2 separate regions of the Mus musculus genome follow, and region 1 is linked to region 2. The links are chromatin loops, found by intact Hi-C in ENCODE. Cell type or tissue: left cerebral cortex. All regions are shown on one strand. Each heading gives the region's core, and the rest is flanking DNA. Links, peaks and the distances in the headings are about the cores only.

Region 1 (8,324 bases), core at 82-8,081, 80 kb after region 2:
GGCAAGCGCGAATTCTACTTTGACCGGGACCCAGACGCGTTCAAGTGTGTCATTGAGGTATACTATTTCGGGGAGGTCCACATGAAGAAGGGCATTTGCCCCATCTGCTTCAAGAACGAGATGGACTTCTGGAAGGTGGACCTCAAATTCCTGGATGACTGTTGCAAGAGCCATCTGAGCGAGAAGCGCGAGGAGCTGGAGGAGATCGCGCGCAGGGTGCAGCTCATCTTGGACGACCTGGGTGTTGACGCTGCTGAGGGCCGCTGGCGCCGCTGCCAGAAGTGTGTCTGGAAGTTCCTAGAGAAGCCGGAGTCTTCATGCCCTGCGCGGGTGGTGGCGGTTCTATCCTTCCTGCTCATCCTTGTCTCCTCCGTGGTCATGTGCATGGGTACCATACCCGAGCTGCAAGTGGTGGACTCCGAAGGCAACCGCGTGGAGCACCCAACGCTGGAGAACGTAGAGACGGCTTGCATCGGCTGGTTCACTCTGGAGTACCTGCTGCGCCTCTTCTCATCGCCCAACAAGCTTCACTTTGCCCTGTCCTTCATGAACATCGTGGATGTGCTGGCCATTCTCCCCTTCTATGTGAGCCTCACACTCACGCACCTGGGCGCAAGAATGATGGAGCTGACCAACGTACAGCAGGCAGTGCAGGCCCTGAGGATCATGCGCATCGCACGCATCTTCAAACTGGCCCGCCACTCCTCCGGCCTGCAGACCCTCACCTACGCCCTCAAGCGCAGTTTCAAGGAACTGGGGCTATTGCTTATGTATCTGGCCGTGGGCATCTTCGTCTTTTCCGCACTGGGCTACACCATGGAGCAGAGCCATCCTGAAACTCTGTTCAAGAGCATCCCCCAGTCCTTCTGGTGGGCTATCATCACCATGACCACAGTGGGCTATGGTGACATCTACCCCAAGACCACTCTGGGCAAGCTCAACGCAGCCATCAGCTTCTTGTGTGGGGTAATTGCCATTGCCCTGCCCATTCACCCCATCATTAACAACTTTGTCAGGTACTACAACAAACAACGTGTCCTGGAGACGGCAGCCAAGCATGAGCTGGAGCTGATGGAGCTCAACTCCAGCAGTGCAGAAGGCAAGCCCGGGGGTTCTCGCAGCGACCTGGACACCCTGCCCCCAGAGCCTGCTGCCAGGGAGGGGCCAAGCTGGGGTAGCCGGCTGAAGCTCTCACACAGCGATACCTTCATTCCCCTGCTGACAGAGGAGAAGCATCATAGGACCCGCCTACAGAGTTGCAAGTGAGAGCTGGACTCCCTGGCAGGGACGGACTGGGCTGTGGATGGACAAACCATTGGGTAGACATGTCAGTAGGCACGTCTGTGGTTTCAGAGGAGCTGCTTGTGTCTTCCAGCCCTCCCCTGAGCAGACCTTTGCCAAGACTGGGTAAGACTCCTTGGGTGCCAGCTGTCCAGGTACAGGGGACCTGGGGAGTGCAGGAGCCACAGGGCCACTTTGGGCTATCAGATGGCCTGGCATGAGCTCACATCTGCTTTTGTGTCCCCCTCAATAAAACCTCCTGTTCAGCATACCCTCCGTGCTGTGGGTTGTCTCAGGCTGGTTACCCCAAGAGTGACTACTGCACACCCTAGTGCCAGGCCAGGAAGGAGGTGTGCAGCTCCAGAGGGAGTGGGGGGTAGCTATTTTTAGTTGAGAGCTAATTAAAGAAGGGCTGCAAGGCAAGGTTCAGCTCCAAGGCGCCTTGCCACATTCCAGGAGACACTCTCCTGCTTCCTTCTGTGGGAAAGCTGGCTCCCTGAGGTTTGGGGAGGAAGGAGAGGTGACAGAGCCCATTGGTGGGGCAGCTAACTCACAGTTATCATCTGTGGAGTAGCCCTTTCCACACCCCCTTTTTCCTTTCCAGCTACTCTGATAGACTGGCACCCCCATTTTACAGGTAAAAAAACTGAGGCTCAGGGTCACAACAGAGGAGAAATTCAACTCTGGTTTTGATTGTTCCCATGTGGTCTCTCCAACAACAGGCTGTATTGGGGCAGAGGCCTTTTGGGAGTCTTACAAGGGAGGGTCCAAATTCCTCAGATATTTGTGTATCAGGGGGACCTCAGAGAATCACAGTTCTTAGTTCAGCTCCTGGCATTAGGATGGCTCAGTCATTTATTGAAGGGGAAGCAGTGAGTTGCACACCTGCCCACTGGGGTCTCTGCTGGTCTGGGCTGGCTGGGCACAAGGGCAGTTAAAGGACGGGCACGACACTATAGTGCTGCTCTTGGCCAAAGGCTAAGCTGGGCCAGTGGGCCTAACCCTTTATGGTTTTCTACCTTCTAGGAGCCGTAGAGCCTTGTTCTTCACCCCAGCACCCTACCCCAGCTGTGGGGGCACCAAGGAAGGAACACTGTGGTGGAGTAGGAGGTAGAGGGTAAAAAGGGAGGGATAGAGGTATCTTCCATCTGCTTCTATTCTGGTTGGCTCTTTTCTCTTCCCTGAGCACAGATTTTCCCAGAAGTATGAGGAGGGCTTATTTTTCAGGGCACCTTCTAAGTCTGCCTCTCCAGAATTTCCAAGGTTTGAGCTTCTGATTCTTATGGCAGTGTTTCTATGAGGAAGGAGGTTGTCATTCGGAGGGAGAAGTCTTAAGAGTCGAGGTTCTATCTTCAGGGTGCAGGCTTACTTCATGGCTTCATTGTTAAGATACTCAGACCTGGGGTAGATGGCCCATGTAGCAGCAACATCAATGGCCATCCTAGGGGACACAGGGATTGCCCCATGTCTGCCCAGCCCTCTCACTTAGGAACCTGAAGGTCTTTAGCACTTCTAGCTGGCTAAGGCACTGGTTCCTCCAAACGTATGCCTCCTCTTCACATTTCTCCAGGCTGACACCAGGTCCTGGAGATATTAAAGGCAGAGGAAGAAGTTGGGGTCTGAGGAAGTAGAGACTCTAGATAAGGGAGGACAGGGACTACCAGGGTATTGTTTGTTCTTGGAGCTCAGGAGATTTGCCGAAAGGTTGGCTTGTCTTTGTTTGTCCCCTCTATGCAGAATCCTTGGGAAGCTAGAATATGGGGTACCATCCTCATAGCCCCAGAGAGTGGGAGAAGCCCAAGATTTACAGAGAGCTGAGTGACCTTGGGACAGAAGGCTATCTTCCTGTTCCCTGACTTCTGGGGTAGTGGTACTGGAGATCGAGGTGGGGAATTACAGGGAAGAATACTCAGAGATCCAAAGTATCTTTTTGCTGCTCGTTCAGGAATAGAAGACCAAGCCCAGAGAAGTGAGCCATCTGTGAGATCTCCATAGTCTAGGATCCACTGGTCCCAGGGGGACTGAGTGACTGATAGTGATCCTTACACAGTGATATGCTTTGTCACAGAGGAGTGGTCCAGATGTTCTGAGAGCCAGGACAGTCCCTAGGAAATATCTGGGTTTCAAGTACTTGAAAACTTGTACCTTAGAACCAACAGGGGTTGGGTGTGGAGTTTTGAAAGCTTGGTGTCCAGGCTACACCCCATTGCTGTGAAATTAGAATGTCTGAGATGACCCTTCAGTGTCAGTATTTTTATAACTTAAAGTACACATGAGTCATGGTGATTGGGTTAAATCCAGGGTTTGCATCTGTAGAGCTGAAAAAAGGTGTTCTTTCTCAACAAGCTTCCAGGTACAGCTGGAGCCTGGGGCTGCTAATCCACAAAATGGCTTTGAACTATCAGAATAACCATAGCCAGACCTGGTGGACCATCTGTTTTTGCACAACCCATGACTTTAGAATAGGTTTTATATTTTTAAATGGTTGATGAAAAAAAAAACTCAAAGGAATAACATTTTGTGAATCGTGAATAGTACTTTACATTCAAAATTTGTTGTCCATAAATAAAGTGTTATTGGAACTAACCTGCCTGCTTGTGTATTTTGAGATTGTTAGTGATGGCTAAGGAGGTATAAGACACAGCTAAGGAGTTGAGGTAGACCAGATGTCCCACAAAACCTGAGTGACTTCCTTTCTGGCCCTAATGAAGGAAGTTTGTCCCACAGTGGGCTGGGAAAGACATCTAAGGTAGCCTCCAGGGCTGCCCAAGAACCCTTCCAGAAGAATAACCAAGAATTCCCTAGGAGCTGGGATTTGTGGGAGAGATACCTGGATGCTGATGGCTCTGGGGAGGGAGTGTAGGGTAGAAATTGCAGGAAAGAGGCCATTTTATCTGGGTCCTTATTGTGTCACAGCCTCTCAGCTCCCTATTTCCTTTTCTCCTGAAAATTCTCTGCCTGGCTTATCTTTCAGCCTGATCCTTGCATTTCAGGCTTGCCCCTGTCCTCCATCTTCCTGATTCCTAGCCACTGTCAGTTCACATCTCTCTTCTAAGCAAGTTGTCTGACTTGCTTCTTTTTCTGTGTGGGCATCACTCATTACTCACATCCATTAAAAGCAAGGAAATGTTTCAGAGGTTACAGAACATCTATATTAACAGGGAAAACAACAAAGTATTGTTGAGTATTTACATATGTAGGAACTGTGGCCCTGAATTGACATCTTTGAGCCACTCATGAGCAAGTCACAGGGATACTTTTGTTCCACTTCTGTTAACATTGACAGTACATAGTTGTGCCATTTGGAGTAGAATTGTATATGTGTGCAAATACAAATTAATTTCTATGTGCTTTCCCCAAGGAAAGGACATGTAGTCACATACAAAATGTTTTATTTGGTCTGTAAATAGCACAGGAAGTAAACTGGTCAGTCTGGCTTATAGATAGGGAAACTGAGGCCAGAAAACTGAAGCCATAGACCGGTGACAGTGGTGGGAACTAGATAAAAACTTCAGCTGACTCACTCATCTGAATATGGGTCAGCCACTCCCCCCCACCCTCTATTCTGCCCCCACATAGCAGCTTTGACCAGAGCCCAGTGCCTCAGGGCCCCACCTCAGGGCTGGCCCAGCTTCCTAATAAGGTGAAGGATGGTGTCATCCAGTCTCTGGAAGGCTTCACTTTGTAAGTGGTAGTGTTTTATAAGGTAAGAAAAAATGTCAGTATATGTCCTTTGGTAAGCTGCTCTGGGCAGATATGTGACCATGTGGCATTCAGGGTCTGTCCTGACCACACACAAGGAGTTACAGCCTCAGTCTGGATGTATCTCATAAAATAAGTAGAGTAATCTGAGACATTTGTTCCCTAGGGAGAGCTGTTGAGGCAGGTAAGACACTAGCAATGGCCTTCACAAACCTCTCTGCTTGCAAGAACCAGCTCTCAATTTCCCTCACTCTGTGGAAAGGCTGCCTGCCCCCTCCCCGCCAGAATGATTTGATGTTGCAGGTTTCCTCTGGGGAAATGAGAAACACTGAGGCCTCCCACCTGTCGCCTGTGGGAAGACAGCTCTATGCATGGTGTGCCTGGCGGCGCATTTTTACCATCAGAGTGAGGATTTCACTGACACCCAGCTTCTGCTAGTGCACCGCCACTCAGTCACCAGGAGCACCGTTCTCCATGCCAGCTCCCTGGCTGTCTGGTTCCTCGGCGGGCTTAGCCGTGTGCGTGCATCCTGGTCTTGAACCATAGGACCCAGAAGAGGGCCAGCCAGAGACCCTGGCAATGGGGCTTCGAGTAAATTGGACCCTTGAGGATGCTAACTGCCACCCATTCCGCTCTTCTGTGAGAATAGGGGTGCAAGCCAGTCCCCGTTGCTGCTCTTTGGTGTCTCCCCAACTACAAGGTGAAGAGGAGCTGCTGAGCCTACCATTGTTCTCTCTGTGGCATGGCTGCACAGTACATCTCATCCTCATCTCTTTCTCTCTCCACTACACTAGGCCTATGGCTTGTCACCTACCCCTGTATATGGCTTGTCACCCAGCCCTGTGCACCAGAGGCCCCTGTTGTCCGCAGCACCCTCCTGCTCCTCAGAAGTCTGTCCCTATCCACCAATCAGATTTCTATCTTTGTTTTCACTCCCTGCTGGCCACCTTCCTGTCCCAGAGGTAACACTGCCCTGTGTGCCCTCCTGGTGGAGTGGAACAGAATTCATGCTGTGGAAACTCTAGGGTTCACCCACGTCTCTCCACATGAAGGAGACAGAATGTGGGAAAGTAGTGTAGCTCTTGGCACCTCAAAGCTATGGTAGCTGTGGGAACTGATCCACTCTGAATTCGGTCTCTACGTTCACTTATGGCTCAGCCCATCCCCACCCCACCCCACCCACTGATGGTCGCTGATAGGGGCCTCAACATGTGAGACAGAGGTTCTGGAAATATACCTGAGAATGCAGCCCCTCTAACAGCTTCCCACAGTGTGGTGAAGCTCAGCACCGGTTGGCCATTCACATGGCACTTCATACACAGTGGCTGGGTCATTTCCAACCTCCACAGAGACCTCTTGGCCTTTTGGAGTCTAATGTTCATAGCCAGTGTGAGGGATATACCTTACCAAAGAGCACATGCTAAGTGTACAATACTCTCTCTCTCTCTCCCCCCCCTCTCTCTCTGTGTGTGTGTGTGTGTGTGTATTTATGTGTCTTTGTATGTCTCAGTGTGTATGTTTATCTCAGTGTATCTTTGTGTTTTTGTGCAAGTGTGTCTATACATGTGTATCTGTTTGTGCATGTATGTGTGTGTGTGTACATCTCTGTGTATGTGTCTGTATCTCTATGTCCATATATGTGTGTGTCTGTGTCCATATGTGTATGTGTGTCTGGGCATATTTGTGCTTCTTTGTGTGTGTCTGTGTGTCTGTATGTGTCTCTTTGTGTATGTGAGTTTCTGTGTGTATCTGTTTGTCTTCCCCCCATGCGTTTTTGTGTGTCCATGTCCATGCCTGAGTGTGTGTGTGTGTGTGTGTGTGTGTGTGTGTGTGTGTGTGTTCCTTCCCACAGAAAGAAAGGAGGAAGTCCACTGTATTCTGAAGCAACTTCCTCCACTTCTGGTTCTCTCCTCTTCCAGAGAATTTGGCTTCTAGTACAGGGCCATAGGCAGGCTTGTCCTCCATCCTGAGAAGTGACCACAGCATTCTGTTCCTGAGACCAGAGGCCATTGAACTTGAGGACAGGAGGCTCCAAAGGTCCTTCTGTGCTGATTAACTGGAGCACAGGAGTGTTGCATGCAGGTAGGGACCCCAACATTGAGCCTGAGGGCTGAGACTTGAGGCAGGGGGCAGTGACTGGGCTCTAGGGTGATCCAGGCTACATAGGGTGAGGCTAGGACCTCCCGGTTGCCCTGCTGACTCAACCTTTTCTGTTTCTGAGGTTACTGGCCTGACCTTGTGCAAGGGGCAGGAAGTTACCCTCTATTCTCTTGTTTAAAGGAATTGAACTCCCAGAGAAATGAGAAAGGGCTACAGAGAAGGGTCTGAAAGGTTAATGTCCCTTCCTGTCTCCCAGATGTGTTACATTGTGCTCCCTTCTCTGAGTGACTCCCCTCACTCTGAAGCAAAGTCCCCGAGAAACAGAAGCAGCAGCATCAATGTTGTCAGAAGCTGGGGTTAGGCTGCAGAGTCCCCTCCTCTGCCTGGTGTGGACCCCTCTGCCCAGGGAAAGACATTTGAACAGCCTCATAGTCTGACTCTCATGTCTATGTTGGGGTGGGAGTTTGCATCCCTCCCCACAAAGCATCAGGGAGCAACCAGGTCAGATGATTGCCAATGATAGACAGACATGTCATGGAGCTCCTGGGGCCTTGTCAAGAGCATGACCATATGTGAACACATCACTGATCAGTGCAGAGTCCTATAGTGGGAGTAGAGAAGAACCTAGTACAGGCTTGGTGCCCCGAAGATATTGTTAGGTACCAAAATCCCAGAACACCTATGAAGAGCCTCTCACTTTATTTTTGAAGAGCAGTGTTGAAATCTTCAAGAGGAATTCAGGTATGTATGCTCTTCTTCTTCTTCTTCTTCTTCTTCTTCTTCTTCTTCTTCTTCTTCTTCTTCTTCTTCTTCTTCTTCTTCTTCTTCTTCTTCTTCTTCTTCTTCTTCTTCTCCTCCTCCTTCTGGTTTTTCAAGACAGGGTTTCTCTGTATCACCCTGGCTGTCCTGGAACTCACTCTGTAGACCAGGCTGGCCTCGAACTCAGAAATCTGCCAGACTCTGCCTCCCATGTGCTGGGATTAAAGGTGTGCACCACACGCCCAGCTCCTTGGGTCTTTAAGAGAAAGAACAGTTAAGAGCTCACATTTAGAAAACATCCAGTCGAATCATCCCTGGTCTGGGGCTCTTCCTATGTCCCCTGTCAGGAAGGGCTATTGGGAAAAATGGCCAAGTAGCTTTCACTGCTGCTGTTGGGTAAAATGTCCCGTCTACTGTCTCTGCTGATCCTGATCCATCCTCTGGGAACCCTCCCTGATGGTTGTCCTCCCATATGGCTGCAA
Region 2 (8,324 bases), core at 33-8,032:
CTTAGGGAGAAGCTGCTGGCCTCTGTGTTCTTACAAGGCCCAAGCCACTCCTGCTGCAGCCACTACCTGAGAGGCCATGCCTACAAACCTGGCCACATGCACACACCTGTACCAAATAGGCTGGAAGGAGGCTGCTCCCCTGTGTCCCTTTGACTGGGTAACTGCAGGGGTGGACAGAAAACTGTCTCTTCTGGCCATGGAGCCACTCAGAGCTTTCAACAACGGAATGCCTTTGACCTTCCCTACACAGCCTCTTTTCCTTCAGAGAGGGCTTCCTTCCCACATGGGCACCTTCTTGGATGTGGGGGTGTTCTGTTTAATCCAGAGAATGATCGACAATAGCCATACTTCCTGTTTTGAATGAGTGAGTTTACTAAGTATATCGCAAGTCCAGGGTAAAAGAACAACTAGCAAGTAGCAGATAGACAGACAGCGAAATATTATCAAATCATGAGCTCAAAACAACCAGCAGAAATGGACTGGGAAGTTGAAGCAGGCACCCCAGAGGGGGTAATGATAGGGACAGACCACCAGGAGGCACTTCCGCTCGCTCTGTTACGCAGTCTGAGCTGTGGAAACTGAATTGTCTGCCCATGATTTGTGCACATTTTTCTTTGTGTGCCAGGCTTCAAAATAAAATGTTTATGTCATTAAAAATAGATTCTGTGGTAGAGATTTCAAACCACCTATGCTACACAGTGTGGTCCCAACCTCAGCGTCCTGGCTTGGCTGATGCCCATTGTCGGCATCTTCTTGGGTGTAGCAGGGTCTGGAAGCTAGGTGGGTGGGTGGGTGGGGGGAGATGAGGCATTCTGTTGAGAAGAGAGGGTGGCTGGAAAGGTTAGGGATGGAAGGAGCTATGAGGGGAAACTGGGATGTCCACGGCCATCTTTGGGACCCAGGAAATGTAAGGTAGACTCTAATCCATGGTTGATCTGACCCCCCCCCCCCTTTAGCTATAGAAACCCAGTGACATGGGAGTCAGAATCCTGGGGGCTTCCAGCTCTCTGGGTCGCTTTTCCTTATAAGATTGTGGGAGGGGGAGGGATACGGCAGGAGAGTGAGGGCATGGGTAGTTTGGGGGCATGAAAAGAAGCCACGAGTCCTCACTCTCCTGGGGCACAGCACTCCTAAACATCTCTCTTGGGGCAAGGTCAGATGCAGACCCTGGCTGTATGTTCAGGACAGCTGAGGCTACAGCCCTACACACCCAGCCCGTGATCAGTCCAGCTTCATAGAGGGACAGACATCAACCTGGACCAAACCCAGGACTCAGAAGCAACGTTCTCCTCCTACAGTCTCATGCCCTGTTTACCACAGCTACCTCCTCCTAGAATGAAGCCAGGCTCATCTTTAGCTGCTCTCTCTGTGTGTCTCTCTGTGTCTCTGTCTCTCTCTGTCTCTGTCTCTGTCTCTCTCTCTCTCTCTCTCTCTCTCTCTCTGTGTGTGTGTGTGTGTGTGTGTGTGTGTGTGTGTGTGTCTATGTGTGTGTGTTAGCTGCTCACTGCAGGAACCCAGGCTGCTTGCTCTTCTAATTCTGCCAGGTAGAGAGATCAAGGTTACCACCATCTTGGCTTTGTTTCAGTCTCTTAGAAATTTCAAGACTGCTGGTGCACCTTCACCCATGAGTGTAGACACACCCTTCTCACATGAATGGATGGATCAGTGCTCAGGAAGGTAAGATGAACACTCGGGCTCACGTGTGTCCCTAGGCGAATGCCTGTTACACAACATAGTCCAGGAGACACATGAAATAAAAGATGTGGGAATCAAGGCTGGAACGGTGAAGTTATATCTCCAAGGATCGATACCACCAGGCGTCTGAAAGTGGGACTCGGGCTGTCAGGACCTGGTTGTCACACCTGGGTCTCTATACTTGTAGAAACACCTGCTCTCTCAAGTTTTCATGAGAGCTTCTATTTCATTACCCTTTGATGCTGCCAAGGGAAACTGAATCCTAAAATAGACTCCTCCCCCTCCCCCACCTCTGCAAACTTCTGAAGGCGGATTAAGCTGGGCATTAGGAATTTTCTAATGTCACAAAATCCCAGCAGCTTATACAGTAAGCACATCACAGATCTGGGAGAAAAGTTCCCTGTCTGGCAGCCTCGGGCGGCAGGCTTTCAAAGCCAGGCAACCAGCTCCTCCCGGTGCCTTTTGGGCTCCACTTGTGATCTGTGATTTAAAATGTAAAGTCTCCCCTGCTAGGTCAAAGGCAGTGCTCTATGTGGGCCAGGGTCACTGCTGCCCTCAGCACTGGGCTTCAGAGAGAAAAATTCTCTGTGGACAGAACATTCTGGAGCTTTCTGAATTGTGTGCCCTCCTCCTCTAAGAGGCTTTCCCCCTCCTTCTCTGGGGCTGGGTCCTCCACTGTGCCCCCCCCCAATTCTGTAACAGATCACTGGTAGACACTGACCCCATCACTTCATCTCTCATTCCTTCAGACTGGGGCTCTGAGAAGTCAAGTCTTCCTCAGTTCCCAAATGCTGGCCATGAACCCAGGACCCCGGGTTCTGCAAATTCTGGCTCACTGGATGATGTACAATGCTCCCACAGCATAAGGTTGTCTTAAAAAAAAAATTTTCCTCCTGCACAGCAGACTCTAGAAGAGATAAGGGAATTAAATTTAAATTTACACCGTTTCATTATAATGTGAACTCACCGCGTGGGGGAACAGCAAGGAGCATTGCCAATTCTAATGCGCTTGTGTCTATTCTGCTGGGCCACATGGGTCCACCTCAGGTAGCCTCCCAGATACGAGGCTTGGATGGTGAGTTCCCTCAGGTAATAGGGCTTCCAGAAAGCGCATGTGGGCTTTCTGCAGGTCAGGTGAACTCTAGAGCCTGCAATCAAGACCAGGAGTTGCCCTGAATTCTGTCACTCAAGATCAGGAAGTCCCTGTCTGCTTTTATAAATTTTCTGTGTCTAGACCTTGTGGTCCGTCCTGTGGAGACGGTAGCGGTCCCCATTGGTAGGGTTGCCACGAGGATGGAGTGACTTGCCAGATTTGCTAGCGCTCCAACATCATCCCGCTAGCAGCTGTGCTGGGGAGAAATGGCACCGCAGGCACCGGGAAGAGCAGCCCATCCCTCCTCCAAGACCCAGTGGTTTCTTCACTGCCCTCTACTGACAAAATCTAGCATTGCACCAGCTGGCAAAGGGGAAGAAGGTTCCATGGGCCCAACTCCAGCATCCTACAGCAGGTGAAGAAAGGTAGATCTGAAGAGTTAATAAACTGACAACTGGAAGAGGTGACAAGAGAGGCGGGGATGTGCCATTCTCATGGCTGCGCACACTTAAACATGGTAAGATGAACTTCACAGTTTAGTCCCACTGTGTGTCTCCTGAGCTGTGCTCTCCCCCCGCCCCCCCCCCCCCCCCACCCAGTAGGATCACTGTTATCCATGCAGCACGGGTGAGTGAAGAGAGGTGTTGAATGGTGTGTTCAAAGTCATGCTGTTCCTTAGGTGCTGCTCTTTGCTTTGGACACTATGTCCTTTCTGCTGCCCCCTGATGTCACTGTCATAGAGGACCAAGCCTGGTACTCTATCTTGAGAACTTCCTGTGGCCTTCACTTTATCCTCTGTTGTGGCATGGCCCTCTCTGCTGCCCATGTGGGGCCTAGCCACTGGGGACACTGACCTCTCCGCCTCAGGCTCAGGGGCGTCAGTGGCTGAGGAGGTGAGGGGATCCCCAAAGCCTGCCTTCCAAGCCCACCCCCAGGCACAGTGCTAGAGAGAGCAGAGCCTGCCACAAGCTCTGAGGGCTCAGGCTCAGGCTCAGGCTCAGACTCACAGGGATGGGAGCCACGGCTCATCTCTAGGTGAGTCCGGTTCACTTCTCATGATTACTAATAAGGGTGTTCACTTATAATGGAAGGGTGTCTCCTCAGTAGGTAGTCGGAGGCACCCCCAGTATCCTGTCCTGAAGGACATGGTCCATTTGGCTCCTTGTCAGCAGCTAGGAAAAGGCCCGAAAGGTTAGATGGACTTGTCCTAAGTACGGAAGGATCTGGCCAAGAGCCTTGGGTCAGACTTCCCATCCTCTGGGCAGGAGGAGAGTTGAGCCTTCTGGAGGGATCCAGCCCTCTGTGGAGAGAGCCTGTGTGAGATCCGATTGCTCCAGGAGACAAGGTTGCAGCTGTACCCTTTGGGGGACATTCCTTCTGCTGCCTGGACCCTGAGTTCAGTGGGACCAGTCTCATCTTGGAGACCTTTAAGAACCTTCCAGTTCCCCAGGCATCACTATGTTTGCTGCGAGGTATTGCACCTGCTAGGGGCTGGCCTTCCTGAGCTATTCAATCACAATAGCTGTATGGTGCTGGCATGGCTGGTATCTGTGTTTCAATGTGAGGAAGCTGAGGAAGTTGGATAATCACTAAGCAGCCAGGCATAGCTGCATAGGATGTGAGGGTCTGAGACAGGAGGATTGCTTTAGCTAAGCCTGGGTAACACAGTGAGACATTTCAAAACTAAAATAAAACAAGACACCAAAAATTGAAAAAAAATCTCTCAACACACACACACACACACACACACACACACACACACACACACACACACACACACACCCATTACAAGGGAAAAGGTTCCAGAAGTTCCTCTGACGCTCAGTCTTTCTCTGCGCCATCATCTCGGAGGTGTCACTGCTGTTTGGTAGTATTTGCTTGCCTATGTCAGCCCTGCCTCACCCCAAAGCATGTGAGATAACACAGTGAAAAGAAAAAGAAGAAAAGCGGATGGGAGAGAAGAAAACACACCCGAGTCGGATGAAGATGCCTGTAGAAAGGGGAGATGTGGACACGCAGTGACCTGTCAGGATGGGAGTCCCTAAGAAGGAGAACTGCCAGCACCCTGGAAAGTCAGGTTTGTTATTGCTGAGCAAAACAAACCAACTCCTCCCGGGTGCACACACATTCCTAGAACAAAAGAATGACAACAGCTATGCATTAGTAATATAAAATTAGAGAGTTGCAGTGTGACGGTCTGGATTGATTGTCAACCTGACAGGACCTAGAAACATGAAGGGTGGAGTCTCTGGGTGCACCTGAGAGGGATTTTCTCCATTAGAGAGAACCCACCATAAAGGTCCTGGGCTGAAGGAGAGAAAGCAAGCCAAGCACGGAGCACCGGTATACCTCCCTCTTTATTGCCCAGCTGTAGATGTCACGTGACCAGCTGCCTCTCGCTCTGGCTGCCATGAATTCCTGCTACCCTCAAACTATGAGTCAAAATAAGACTCCCTTCCTGAAGTTGCTTACGCCAGGGTGTTCTATCGTGGTGGTAGGAAAACAACTAAGACAAGCAGAAAGGATGGCTCAGGGAGATTAAGGAACTGGCTTGAGTTTGCACGGAGAGTAAGTGGCAGATGCAGGATGGAAAGCCAAGTGCCCTGAATTCCAGGCTGGTCCAATTCAATACACCATTTCCTTCCATTTCAAGCAAGGACTTGAACAGGAGGGGAGAAAATGGGTGTGTGACACCTCTGTAAGAGGTGTGCTGGTTGTGTTAGGGCTGTGTGTGTGGTGTTGGTGGTGGGGCTTCTGAGCAGGGCAGGTATAGGTGTCAAGTTAATATCTGTGTTCTGAATGGCTTGTGGCAGGCTGTTCCCTGAGCTGGGGCTGGGTAGGCATGCCAGGCATTCCAAGAAGAAGGTATAGAGTGAGGAAAGGCTGAAGGGTCAAAAATAGACTGTGTGCAGGCAAGCCCCTAGGTTAGTGTGCCTGGGGTTAGCCCAGCTGGCTTGGGCCAGAATAGGGTGAGTCTGATGGTGGGCGGGACATGGTCCGTCCATAGTAAGGTGGGTGGATTTTATCTGTAGGGACACGAGAGAGTAGAAATAAAATTTATTGCTCTCACCAGGCTACGTTTGAAGTAAGAAGGTGCTAAAAAATAATTAACAGGTATTAATTGCTCTGACAGCTATATAAACTGTGCCCCCCCCCCCGCCGAGACCTCCTCATGTAGAGTCCCTGGGGAGGTAAAGGGGAGTGTCATGAGGGGATTTACTGTCTAAGGTTGCTGCTTATAGTGCAAGACAGTGGAATTTACATTTTCTCTTTCCACCATGTGCAGGCTGGGCATTGAACTCAGGCTGTAAGATCTGGAGGGAAGTGCCTTTTTTCCTCTTCTCCCCTTCCCCCTTAAAAAAAAAAAAGCCCTGTTTAACATCAACTTGATTCAAGCCAAAGTCATCTAAGAGGCCAGGACCTCAGTTAAGAAAATGACTCCATAAGATTGGGTTTTGGGCAAACCTGTAAGGCATTTTCTTGGTGATTTGGGGGGCAGGGTCCAGCCCACTATGGTACCATCCCTGGGCTGGTGGTCTTTGGTTCTATAAAAGCAGACCGAGCAAGTCATTATGAACAAGCCAGTAAGCAGCACCCTTCCATGGTCATCAGCTCCTGCCTCTAATTCCTGCCCTGTTGGATTCCTGCCCTGACTCCCTTCAGTGATGGACCACAGTGTAGAAGTGTAAGTCAAATAGAAGCTTTCCTCCTCAGCTTGTGTTTTGCTCATGGTGTTTCATTGTAGCAGTAGAACCCTAAGGCAACTTGGTACCAGGATTGCAACAGACCTGACCATGTTGTTTTCAGAAGGATGGTGGAAGGACTTTGGAACTTCGTGCAAGAAAAGCCATTGAGTGTTTAATGCTTGGCGAGCCGTTTCTGTAGGAGCTTGGAGAGTAGGAATGTCGAGAGCAATGCAGATGCTAGAGGCCTGGCTTGTGACGTTTCAGAGAGAAGTTTAAAAACCCTTATGGGTCCATTTGTTATTTTGAATTAGGAGTTCGTGTTTCTGGCTAGCTGGGGCTGAAGAATCAACTGTGATTAACCACTAAAGAGAAACCTTTGCTTTGCTAGGATACTTGATGCCTGCCAGCTGGAGCTGATTACGTTGATTAAGAAGAGACCAAGGTTGAGGAGGTGAAATCTTCTGGGAAGCACATCCCCGGGGTCAGCACACACAAGCTGTGTTCTGGAGGTAGCCAAGGTTGTGTCTCGTGCTGGCAGCTTCTCGGTAGCGTAAGAGTCACCCAGGTGGTGCTGGTTTTGAAGGCATGAAGAGCAGCTGAGGCTCGGCACTGAGAGGCTAAGAAAGGCCATTGGTGAAGGTGTAGCCTCAGTGGCAGTTGAAGGTCCAGGACTGCAGGGATCATGCAGAGAAACTCAGGCTTGGCACCATGAAGAGAGCCTCTGAGAGGCTGCTGGTGACTGTGCAGCCCAGTTGCAGCAGAAGACACCAGCATTTTGAAGATGCCAGTACCATGGGATGAGCACCAAGAACAGTAGCAGCTATGGAGTGGAGTCAGCAAGAACCTTGGAGACAAGCTGTGTGTGCTGCAGGGGGCAGAGCTGGCGAAGTGACCCAAGCCCCTTGGAGGAGCCCAGGGGATGGTGAGTGAGCACAAGGCACAGACACTGGGTGTTGGGTTGTTTACACTGTTGGAGTTTGGTTTTGCTTTGATTGTGACCAGGCCCTCGTTCTTCCCCTCTTGAAGTAAGAAAGTATTTAATTGTTTTGATTTTAGAGGAGCCCACAGTTGAGAGACTTTGGATTTTAAAAGAGATGTTCTATTGTAAAGAGACTGAACTTTAAAAGTGTTTGAATTTGTAAAGACTGGGGTTTTTAAAGCTTTAATATGAATTCTTGGGGGATGAATGAGAAAGGAAAGGATGTAGCTTTACAGTGATTTGTTTGTGTTCGAGTTGACAAGAGATCAGTTGTGCTGGATAATTTTATATCAACTTGACACAACATAAAGCCATCTGAGGGGAGGGAACCTCGATTAAGAAAATGCCTCCATAAGACTGGGCTGTAGTCTTACACGCGTTCTCACGACCGGCCAGGAAAGACGCAACAAACCAAAATCTTCTGCGGCAAAACTTTATTGCTTACATCTTCGGGAGTCAGGAGCGCAAAACCCCAAGCCCCAAAAACGAAAGCCCCCTTCTTACATCTTTAGGAGCCAGAGCGCCAGAGCGCGCCAGAGCGCGCCAGAGCGCGCCAGAGCGCCAGCGCGCAGAGCAAGAGAGAGCAAAAGCGCAAGAGCGCAAGTAAGAGAGAGAATGGCGGAAAACCCGTCCCCTTTAAGGAGGAGTTATCCTTCGCTTAGGACGCATCACTCCCTGATTGGCTGCAGCCCATGGCCGAGCTGACGTCACGGGAAAGGCAGAGTACAAGTAGTGGTAAAATACCCTTGGCACATGCGCAGATTATTTGTTTACCACTTAGAACACAGGATGTCAGCGCCATCTTGTGACGGCAAATGTGGGGGCGGCTCCCAACATCTCCCCCTTTTCTTTTAATAAGAGCAATAGGCCA

Evidence for each region. A loop is a pair of places that touch in the nucleus more often than their neighbours do. Peaks named below come from ENCODE experiments on the same cell type or tissue, not always from the same donor. Only the 100,000 strongest peaks of a DNase experiment are listed, where the experiment ranks them.
Region 1: it touches region 2 in a loop (2.8-fold over the local background); 6 of 42 quality-filtered maps call a loop at or near these places.

What each region holds. Positions count from the first base shown.
Region 1 is chr12:17,167,643-17,175,966 of GRCm38, reverse strand. Kcnf1 (potassium voltage-gated channel, subfamily F, member 1) reads left to right here. Exons shown (of 1, transcript NM_201531.4): 1 at 1-3,867. The coding sequence ends at 1,266. Among named protein-coding and RNA genes, the nearest start is that of Kcnf1, 5.1 kb to the left of the region's middle. In left cerebral cortex, for the core only: CTCF peaks have their summits at 5,335 and 5,985; DNase peaks (open chromatin) are centred at 3,347, 4,349, 5,327, 5,988 and 7 more places; H3K4me3 peaks cover 4,902 bases; H3K27ac peaks cover 6,042 bases.
Region 2 is chr12:17,248,017-17,256,340 of GRCm38, reverse strand. No RefSeq gene overlaps it. Among named protein-coding and RNA genes, the nearest start is that of Pdia6, 14 kb to the left of the region's middle. In left cerebral cortex, for the core only: CTCF peaks have their summits at 523 (motif pointing right), 2,937 and 3,142 (motif pointing left); DNase peaks (open chromatin) are centred at 511, 1,671, 2,707 and 3,092; H3K4me3 peaks cover 453 bases; H3K27ac peaks cover 401 bases.